2 separate regions of the Homo sapiens genome follow, and region 2 is linked to region 1. A link is a loop called in an ENCODE intact Hi-C map of the cell type or tissue named here. Cell type or tissue: sigmoid colon. All regions are shown on one strand. Each heading gives the region's core, and the rest is flanking DNA. Links, peaks and the distances in the headings are about the cores only. Region 1 overlaps TBC1D22A (TBC1 domain family member 22A). Region 2 holds the start of TBC1D22A-AS1 (TBC1D22A antisense RNA 1).

What was found. Peaks named below come from ENCODE experiments on the same cell type or tissue, not always from the same donor. Only the 100,000 strongest peaks of a DNase experiment are listed, where the experiment ranks them.
Region 2: a loop joins it to region 1, with 4 times the contacts of the local background. A loop is called at or near these places in 2 of 110 quality-filtered maps.

The regions. Positions count from the first base shown.
Region 1 is chr22:46,968,983-46,973,362 of GRCh38, forward strand. The region is part of intron 8 of TBC1D22A (TBC1 domain family member 22A); the gene reads left to right. Among named protein-coding and RNA genes, the nearest start is that of TBC1D22A-AS1, 55 kb to the left of the region's middle. In sigmoid colon, for the core only: no CTCF peak of the experiment used is centred there; DNase peaks (open chromatin) are centred at 2,329 and 2,659; H3K27ac peaks cover 500 bases.
Region 2 is chr22:46,914,726-46,919,105 of GRCh38, forward strand. The region is part of intron 8 of TBC1D22A (TBC1 domain family member 22A); the gene reads left to right. It overlaps TBC1D22A-AS1 (TBC1D22A antisense RNA 1), which reads right to left and starts at 1,317. Exons shown (of 1, transcript NR_122047.1): 1 at 1-1,317. RefSeq lists enhancers at 1-347, 348-847. In sigmoid colon, for the core only: no CTCF peak of the experiment used is centred there; no DNase peak of the experiment used is centred there.

The sequences.
Region 1 (4,380 bases), core at 99-4,098:
AGGCTGGACGTGGTGACTGTGCAGTGCTATCCCCACCTTGTAGCACCGGCCCTGCCCACTGGATGCCAGCAGCACCCCCCACCCTAATCATTCTGACCCCCAAATGCCCTGAAAGTTTCTCAAAACATTCACAAGGGGAGTACCACCACCCGTGGGATCTTCTGCTCTAGGGGTATTTATCTGAGGAAGAGACAGGCCTTATTTAAACTGTTCTAAGTGGCTTAAACATTGTTTTTTTCTGTTGCAGAAATAACTGCTCATTGTGAAAATTGACATTCCCTTTTACTCTCTGCCCTTCTGCAGAAAATAGTGCAAATTTCCCGCCCCACTCCCCCCACCTTGCAGGAGTGTTCAGACATTCCTGTGTGTGGCATCCCTGGATGATGCCCCTCTGTGTAGATTTCTGTAGATGCAGTGCTAGACTTTTCCATGTAAATGGAGCTGTTGATAAAGGGGGGCTTATTTTACAAATTGGTTGTTTTCCTTAATACTATAGCAGGGCAGCATTTTCAAAGAAGGTTAGTTAAATCATCCCCCAAAGCCTTTCTGTGGTCTAAGAAGGCAAGCGAGATGGTTTTTAACTCAGTGTCTGTTTTTATGTGCCATGACTTCACATTTTGTTGTGGTCCACTTGGGCCTGCTGATCTTCTGCCCTGGGCTGTGGGAGCCTCTTCTGCCTCCTCCAGGTTCCCTTGGGGTTAGCCTGTGCACTCGCCATCCCACCACCTTGCGGGCTCTTTGGGGTCAGGACTGACACATTTCTCAACTTGGTGTCCCCAGAGTATAGGGGACGGGGCTGCCCCTTGTAGGGAGGTGTGGTGACTGATGTAGGGGAAGAAAGGGCCAAATGCAGTCCCAGAACACTGTGATACATGCTGGTGTTAATGTTTATAATTAAATGAGAAAAGTAAAAGATACAATCATATTTCAGATGGAAACGCGCTGGTTTAAGTTTCATTATTTTTAATTATGTGTTTGCAAAAATGTCACTGTAGAAAGTCCCCACAGTGGCCCATCTCTGTCATGGCTCCCAGGCTGTCAAGGTCCTTCCTGGCTGGGAGGAAGCTGAGGTTGTATACATCTCCCCTCGCCCTCCCCACAGCCCAGGGATGCCTGTGAATTACCCACCTCCTGGAATCCAGCTGCTTTGAGGCAGCTTGGGCATGTCTTCATGACCCAGGAAGAAATCTCTAAGCCCAGATCTCCCAAGGCCCCGGGGCCTGAGAGCCGCCCCCTGCCTGACCCCCACCCCCAGGGCCACAGCCATGGCTGTCATTTCATTAGGCCCCACCCTCCGTTGATTGGCATCTGGTTCTGCTTCCTGTCTCTGCTTTCACCTGTGTATTGATCATTTTTTCCTTTCAATCGCGTTTCTTCCTTTGAACCCTGGGATTGCTTGGAATTACCATGTCTGTGTTTTCCTTTCTCATTTGTGATCTTACCTGAAAAATCTTTTTTTCGATTGGTGTCAGTGCTGTCATCTCTGCTGTCCTATGGAGTGACACATGTTTTGGGAGATAAACCTGTCCTCCTTGTTGTGGCTTGCCCGGCTGTGAGCATCCCAATGCTGGTCAATGCAGGCCCCAGCCATGGGGCTTCCCAGGTCGTGCCTCGTTCCAGTTTGCTCCCTTCTCGTTCTCCCTCCTTGCCTCATGGGTGGCAGCATGCCTGGCGGACAGTGTGTACCGTTGAGTGGGAAGGTCTTGGGTTAAAATCTGTCATGGGTGTTGGCCATCTCCGAGTCTTGATTCAGAGACCATTCTCTCCCCACAGTGGACTCTGGTTTTGTATATCAGCATCTAACAGATAGAAGCCAGGGAAAACCTGCTGATCTTGCCTGCAGTTCCGCCTGGGCCATACACCCAGGGACAGGGCTCCTCTGGGTGGCCTTGGACCTTCCCAGGCTATCTCCCCAGGGGCCAGACACACCAGCCCGTGGGTATTTTCTGCAGCTTGTCCTGGCCCTCACCCCGCTGTCACAGCCTGGAGTCCAGAGTGCCCTGTGCCACTCTGTGTGCCTTTGCCAAAGTGGGGGATGCTTTCTCTGGCGGGGGATATTTATCTCATTCTAACAATAAGGGTAATTCCAATTCTCCTGGCGTTTAGAAGACAAATCACCACGGGGGCTCTCTGAGTTAAATGCCATTACTTCATTACCTTGAAGAGTAACAAATGGCCCATTGTGAGAAATGACACCTAGAATAGGCCACTGACATTTCCTCAGATAAAATAACAAGCCAGCTAAACAGACCAAGAGAGCGAGGCTCCTGCCTGGCTCACGCGGCGCCTGGCTCTGCGAGTCGGAGCTGCCACAGCCCAGCTGCATCTGTGCACTCAGGCAGAGGCTGTCAAGGTCTGGGAGGCCTTAGTTCCCTGTTTACTCTTATTATCTCTGAGGAAATGTCTCCATGCTTGGAAGGCCCTTGAAAGAGGATACGTCGATGGGAAACTTCTCAGAGGAAGCCTGCTGATGATTGCTGCTGATTCAGTTCCCTGAGAAGAGGAAATAAAATCAGACCCACTCTAGGCCAGCAGAACGTTGAGTTGATTCTGCCCAAACTGTTTTCCCAGGGAGGAAGTGATGCCAGGGGGAGGCCACTTACCCTCCTGTCTATTTGCTTGGCTTTTGCTGCCGGTCCTTCCAGTAGGAAAGGCGTTACGAGGGGGCTGGACTTGGAGTCGAGGCAGGCCTGTCCTGCTCACTCCCACCATTGCCTCACAAAGCACACTGATCAGCGCGTGGAGGCTTAGTTTCTGCATCTGTGAACCGGCAGAAATAACACCTCCCACCTTGGGCTGCCGTGGGAAATTGGGAGACAGGGCCTTTCCCTGGGAGTCCCTGTGGGGGCTTCATCAGAGGGTGTGCTCAGGTCAACCCGGGCTCCTGCGCCAGCAGAGTTTTGAGACCAGACACCTTGCCACTTGCTGGAGGGAGAGCCTGCAGCCCGGCAGGGAGCCGGTGGGTGGACAGAACCACCAGGAGAGTGCTGGTGTCATGGGCACACCCGGCTGGGAGGAGGGTCAGGGGACAGAGCCATGGCCAGCCAGCAGCACTTGTCATCCTAGCCCCGCATTCGAGGAATGGGGAACTGGGACCTGCCTTTTAGGGTGAAAACATGGGCCAAGAGAGTGAGGGCCTGGTTGCACCCGGTATGCTGTGGACAATGGTGTCCTTCACAAGCCCGGGTCCCAGGAGGAACCCATCCATTTCCCCATGCCACTGGGTGACTCCGACACCTAACATTGATGTTTCCAATCTTTAAAGTCGCTTGTTTTCCCCTTTAATTCATGAGCATCTTGAGGGCGTCAGGTCTCTCACTCATGTCTGTGCCTGGTGCCTGGTGTATAGGGACAGATCCCGCCCACGGGACCGGCTCTCTGTGTCCACATTACCCCTTGGTGGAGACAGCCCAGGGTCTACCAGCCGAGGCATGCAGAGACGCGGCGTGGCCTGGCCGTAGGGGTGCGGCTCAGTCGTGAAGAGGAGTGAGGCATTGACACGGGCTGCCGCATGGATGACTCTGGAGAACATTGTGCTCAGTGAGAAGGAGCCAGTCACAGAGGGCCGCAGAGCCTGATTCCAGCAGTGTGAAATGTCCAGAATAGGCAACTCCATAGAGACAGAGGCAGGTTCGTGGTTGCCAGGCGTGGGGTGGGGAGTGGGGAGCGGCTGCTGAAGGGTCCAGGGTTTCTTTCCGTGGTGATGCAAAGGCTCTGGAACTAGCGGTGACGCTTGTGACCCTACTCAAGACCACTCTGTCGCACACGCTAAAGAGTGGATTTTATGGCGGATGAATTATCTCTCCGTTTACAAAACCCAGAACCAAATCAAAGCAATACCCATGGAGTGACTGAGGGTCCACCCCCAGCACCCCAGAGAGAGGAGTGATGTGCGAACTGGCTGGAATCCGCCCACCCTCCCACGTTCCCGCAGGTCCCGCCATGTTGGATGTGTCCAGGGCTGTTGCCTCCCTGTCCAGGCCCTCGAGCGCCCAGCTGCTCACTCCTGCTGGAGGGTCAGACACGGAGGCGCTCTTGCCCTTTTATCCTGCTGGTTCTGGGGTGAACCAAGAACCGTGGGAGGTGGCGTGTCACCTCGTCTCTTCCAGTCACACACTTCAGTGTGAGTTAGCAATTGTGCAGGGCTGCGACTGGGGAAGCAGCGCGATGGGATAGGACTGTACACGACACGAATGTGAGGTGGGCCTCTGGGTCCTCAGGGAGCACTTAGGGACCTGGGTTCTGGGACCAGTAGGTGGGGCTGCATCTGGCACCCCCCTCCCCATGTGTACCAGGCTGCTCGGCATAGCCACGGCCCTGCCCCTCTTTACCCCGCTGTTGTCCGGGGCTCAAGGGTGGTGACAGCAGAGTGGTGACAGC
Region 2 (4,380 bases), core at 291-4,290, 54 kb before region 1:
TTGACAGAGCATCTCCTGGCCCTGTGCTGTGGGAGTGGGGCAGGAGAACAAGGAAAGCCTGATCCCTGTCCTCTTGGAGTTTGTGGTTGTAGCACGGAAGACAGATTTTAGAGGAGTAATTTAAAGTCTTAATTAAAGTAATTAACATTCACATTATCAAGAGGAAGCCTGGGCTGCTGTAGGGACCTGTCCCCTTATAGGGGTCAGGGGAGGCCTCCAGGGTGAGGTGATGTTTTAGCCATGTCTCGCGGGATGAGGAGGAGGCTAGATTGAGGCCGGGCATTCAGAGAGGGCAGCAGAAGGGCCGGCCTGGAATCCAAGGTGCAGTGACAAGTAGTGGCATTGGGAGGAAGGGCAGGGCGGCTTGGGCTGCAGTGCTGAGAAGGAGAAGCTTGGGGTCGAGTCCCAGGGGTGTGCGAAACCCCCAGCCACTGTGCTCAGGTTCTTATCTTTGAACATTCATTCTGGCAGCTGCGTGGATGAGATTGGAGGGTTTCTGGGGAAGCTCATAGACCAGGGACCCGCAGGGTCCAGCACCGGCAGAGGCACGGGTGCCCTCCAGAGAGGCTATTCTGGTTTGCTGAACTCTTAGTTTGCTGGGTCTTCAAGCCGGTAAACCTCAGATGCTCTGCTTAGTGAAGATCTTCAAGATTGACTGTTCCTTCAGAGAACAGAGCCTGGTAATGGGATTCTGTGGTTTCGACACCTGAGCACCTGCCAGTCCTTGGGCCTCAGCGTTCAGGTTATCATGTGACCGCTCATACACCTTTGGTGCAGCTGCCAGTGGCACTAGCCCGGGTGTGGCTACCTCCTGAGAGCTGCAGCTGGCCTGGTTCTGGGGATGAGCTTGTGTTGTTACTTGGATATTCCTCTTTTCTTTGAAGTACAGGATAGCATCCCAGTTAATCAAAGGTTTAAGAAATCCCCGGGGTGTGGGATTTCTCCAGGGGCTTTCAGGCAACAGCAGACAGATCTGTGATGCCTGAGTGGGAGCTGGGCTCTTTCTGGGGATGTGTGTTCGCCATGTGTCCAGAGCCTGTAAAGATCCACAGATCCTGGCCTGCCATATGCTCCCACTGGTTTCACGGGAGGTGGGGAATCCTGGAGTGTGGCATTGGTCCTGAGTAGGAGCAGCTCTTCGGGAGTGGCTCATCGTTCTGGCTGTCAGTGGGAGGTTCCAACTCTGCACATGCTGGCACTCAGAGCCCTCTCAGTGTTACGTTCTTTGACTTGGAAAGAAGGATGTGGTGGGCTTCAGATTCCCATCCTTGCTGTAATCTGGAGAGATGAGCTTTACCCGAGGACAGATCATCCCCCGAGGATGAGGACATATGCATGTAGTGAATTGTATTGCAACCCCTCTGACACTTTGTTTCCAGTTATGATTTCATAGGAGGTTGTCTCATTGCTAAGCAACTAATGAGAGCTGCTGTGGTTGAGGTTGACACACAGGACCTGGTCTGAAGGCAGACCAGTCGACTAGGTGAACTGCTTCCCAGCACAGAGGAGAATGTTCATCTTCAGCAGGAGGCTGGCCAGGATGTCAGAGTCAGAGAAACAGTTTGTAGTGGGGGAGCAATGCTCAAGCTGTGTGGAGGTGTGCTCAGAGGTGGGTTAGGGTTCGATGGGTCTCCATGGGTGCCAGGACACTGCCGGCCTGAGTCAGGAATACATGGTATGCATCCCAGCAGTCCTCGTGGAGCTCACCACTATTTGAGAAGGGCAGTTTGGTCCTGCTGTTGATGGATGCAGAGTCTGTAAATGCATGTTTAGGGCATGCTCTTGCACACACACATGCTGTGCACACAGGCGTGCAGGCACGTGCACGCGGACATACATAACCATACAGAGACACAAACCCACTTGCACACTCCTCACTAGTGCTAGCCTCAACCTCTCCAAGCAAATGGGGAACAAATCTGTAATCAACCTTTGTTTGAGTGGCACCCACCAGTTTCGCTCAGGCCCTGGAGGTGCCTGTCATTGGAGAAAGAGGTCAAGCGATCTTGCGTGACCTCAGAGGCAGGGGCAGCCGTGTGCAAAGCATGTGAAGACAGTGAAGTCCAGTAAATACAGCCAGTTCGACATCACCGAAGCTTGGGGAGAAAACTCTACAAGTGAAAACGAAGTGAGAGGGTATAATGTGATGGGAGAGATCGATCATGGAGAAGTTCTCTATGCCAGGAAGGTTTCGCAGCTCATAAATTTCAGAGGTTGAAGCCTTAGGGAGTGGGGAAGAAACTAGAGGCACATAGTGATACATTTGCTGAAGCTTGAATGTGCCCATTCCAGATCAGAGCCAAGCGTGCGTGCTTGTTCTTGCAGATTGCGTCCTTGACCCATGGGGCGGGCAGAGTGTGGAGGAGACTCCAGTTAGCACAGCCATTGGAGACGACACTCAGCTAGGAACAGGCGGAAGACACACTTTTTAGTCTAATCTTTTAGAATTGAGAGGAAACAGCAAGGCACGTGCTACTTTGGACTTAGTTCAGGCCATGGAAGAAGGCAGGTCTAGGATGAGAATAACATAGGGTCCAGGGCATCTTAGAGTTTGTAACAGCAGAGGAGTGACACCTGGTCTAGAGACACTGAGGGGTACAGGAGCAGGCCCAGACCAGAGGCCGGTGGAGGCAGGAGACTCGCTGACGGAGGACTGGGCCTGAGAGGAGGGCCTGGTCCTGGATGTCAAATAGGCTGCTGTGAGGGCACCAAGGTGGCTTGGTGTGAGTAGAGGGGAGCGTGAACGAGAAGGAAAAATCCAGTCACCTCCTAGATTCCTGGCCCTGTGAGGGGTGTGGTGCCGTTTACCAGGATGAGACGTGGAGTAGAAAGAGCGGGTTGAGGAGGCGGGATGGGGTTCTGATTTAGGATGTGCTGAGTGTGCTCTGTCGGCAGTGATTGAGTAGAAGAGTCTGTTGGGATCCGGGCCTTGGCAGGAGATCTGCAGTGGAGGTTAGTCTGGAAATTGTCGGCCTGGAAATGGCTGCTGACAGTCGCGGCTGTGGATGTGTGTGTCTGGGGAGAGTGGAGTGCAGCGGGTCACAGGATCCAGTGGCTCTCTGATGTGTCAGGGGTCTCCGAGCTGTGACTGTCTGTGACTCGAGGAGCTGGCAATGGGGCTGTCCCACAGGGAGGTTTATGGCGCTCTCCCATGCCGGAGTCTGGGCGTTGAGAGTCCAGGTGGCTCCTGCTGCTGAGGGCCGCCTTTGGGATCTGTGAAGGATGCAATGCAGCTCTGGGGCCTGACCGCTGGGGTCCAGATCCAGACGCTGCCCCTGAAGAGCTGCAGGCGGCCTTGGTGCCTCAGTGATCTCTGCAGTGGACACGAAATGGAGATCGTAATGGCACCAGTCCCTTGGTTGGTGTGAACACTGAGCGAGGCAAAAACAGCTTAGAACCAGGTATGGAACGCAGTAAGTGTCCAGTATGCGTTGCTCTTGTGATCATCGTTACTGTCACTTTCTTTGTTGCTGCCTGTGGCTTTCCTCTGCTTAAAATGGTGGCCGCATCTCTGCTCTGTCCCTGTCCTAGGTTTGGAGAGAGGGAGATGGTGCAGGGTGCAGGGCCGAGGCCAAAGCACGCCTCAGCTGAGCCTATGTGTTTTCGGAAGCTTTCCTGGAACCCACACAGCGATGTCCTCCATCAGCCACACCCTTGCCACCCACCAGCCACAGGGGACCTGGAGAAGATGTGGGTGGAGACAGGAGGCAAGGAAGAGGGTCTGTGTGTGTGTGCATGCAGGCTGCCAGACCAGTGTGTGCCCCGGGGAGAGGTATGGTGGTGTGGTAAGGAAATGGAGAAGAAGTGGTTTCAGAGGTAAGACAAAGGCCAGGCCTGAGGTATCACAGAAATCAAGGGAGGGGACAACTTCAGGAAGGAGGGAGTGGTCAGCAGAGCTCATAGGGATGGAGACTGAAAATTGGTCAAAGCATTTGATAGTGGGGATCTTGCTAGCGACCTGCCAAATCTGGCTGAAGAATAGTGGCAAGCAAACTGTCACATCAGCTCCCTGCCCTCCCTCAGAAATGGGGGCCTGAATGTTTCTGTGCTTGGGGAAGATTGCACTCAGTGGACCACAGCCTCTTGCAACTTTATTTTAAATAATTTTTTATGATGGAAAGTTTCAAACACAAAGTCAACAAAATTGTCCGAAGAACCCGCGTGCCCGTCATCTGACTCCAGCAGTCACCGTTCTCCTTCCTTCTGTCCCCCACCCACTCCCAACCTCCATGCAACTTTACTTACTACTGCTGTTTAAAAACAGCTTTATTGAGATTCAGTTTAGAAACCATAACGTTTACCCACTTAGAGTGTAAAGTTGAAAGATTTTTAGAATATTTAGAGTAGTGTAACCATCAGCACCTTTGTTTTTAGAATATT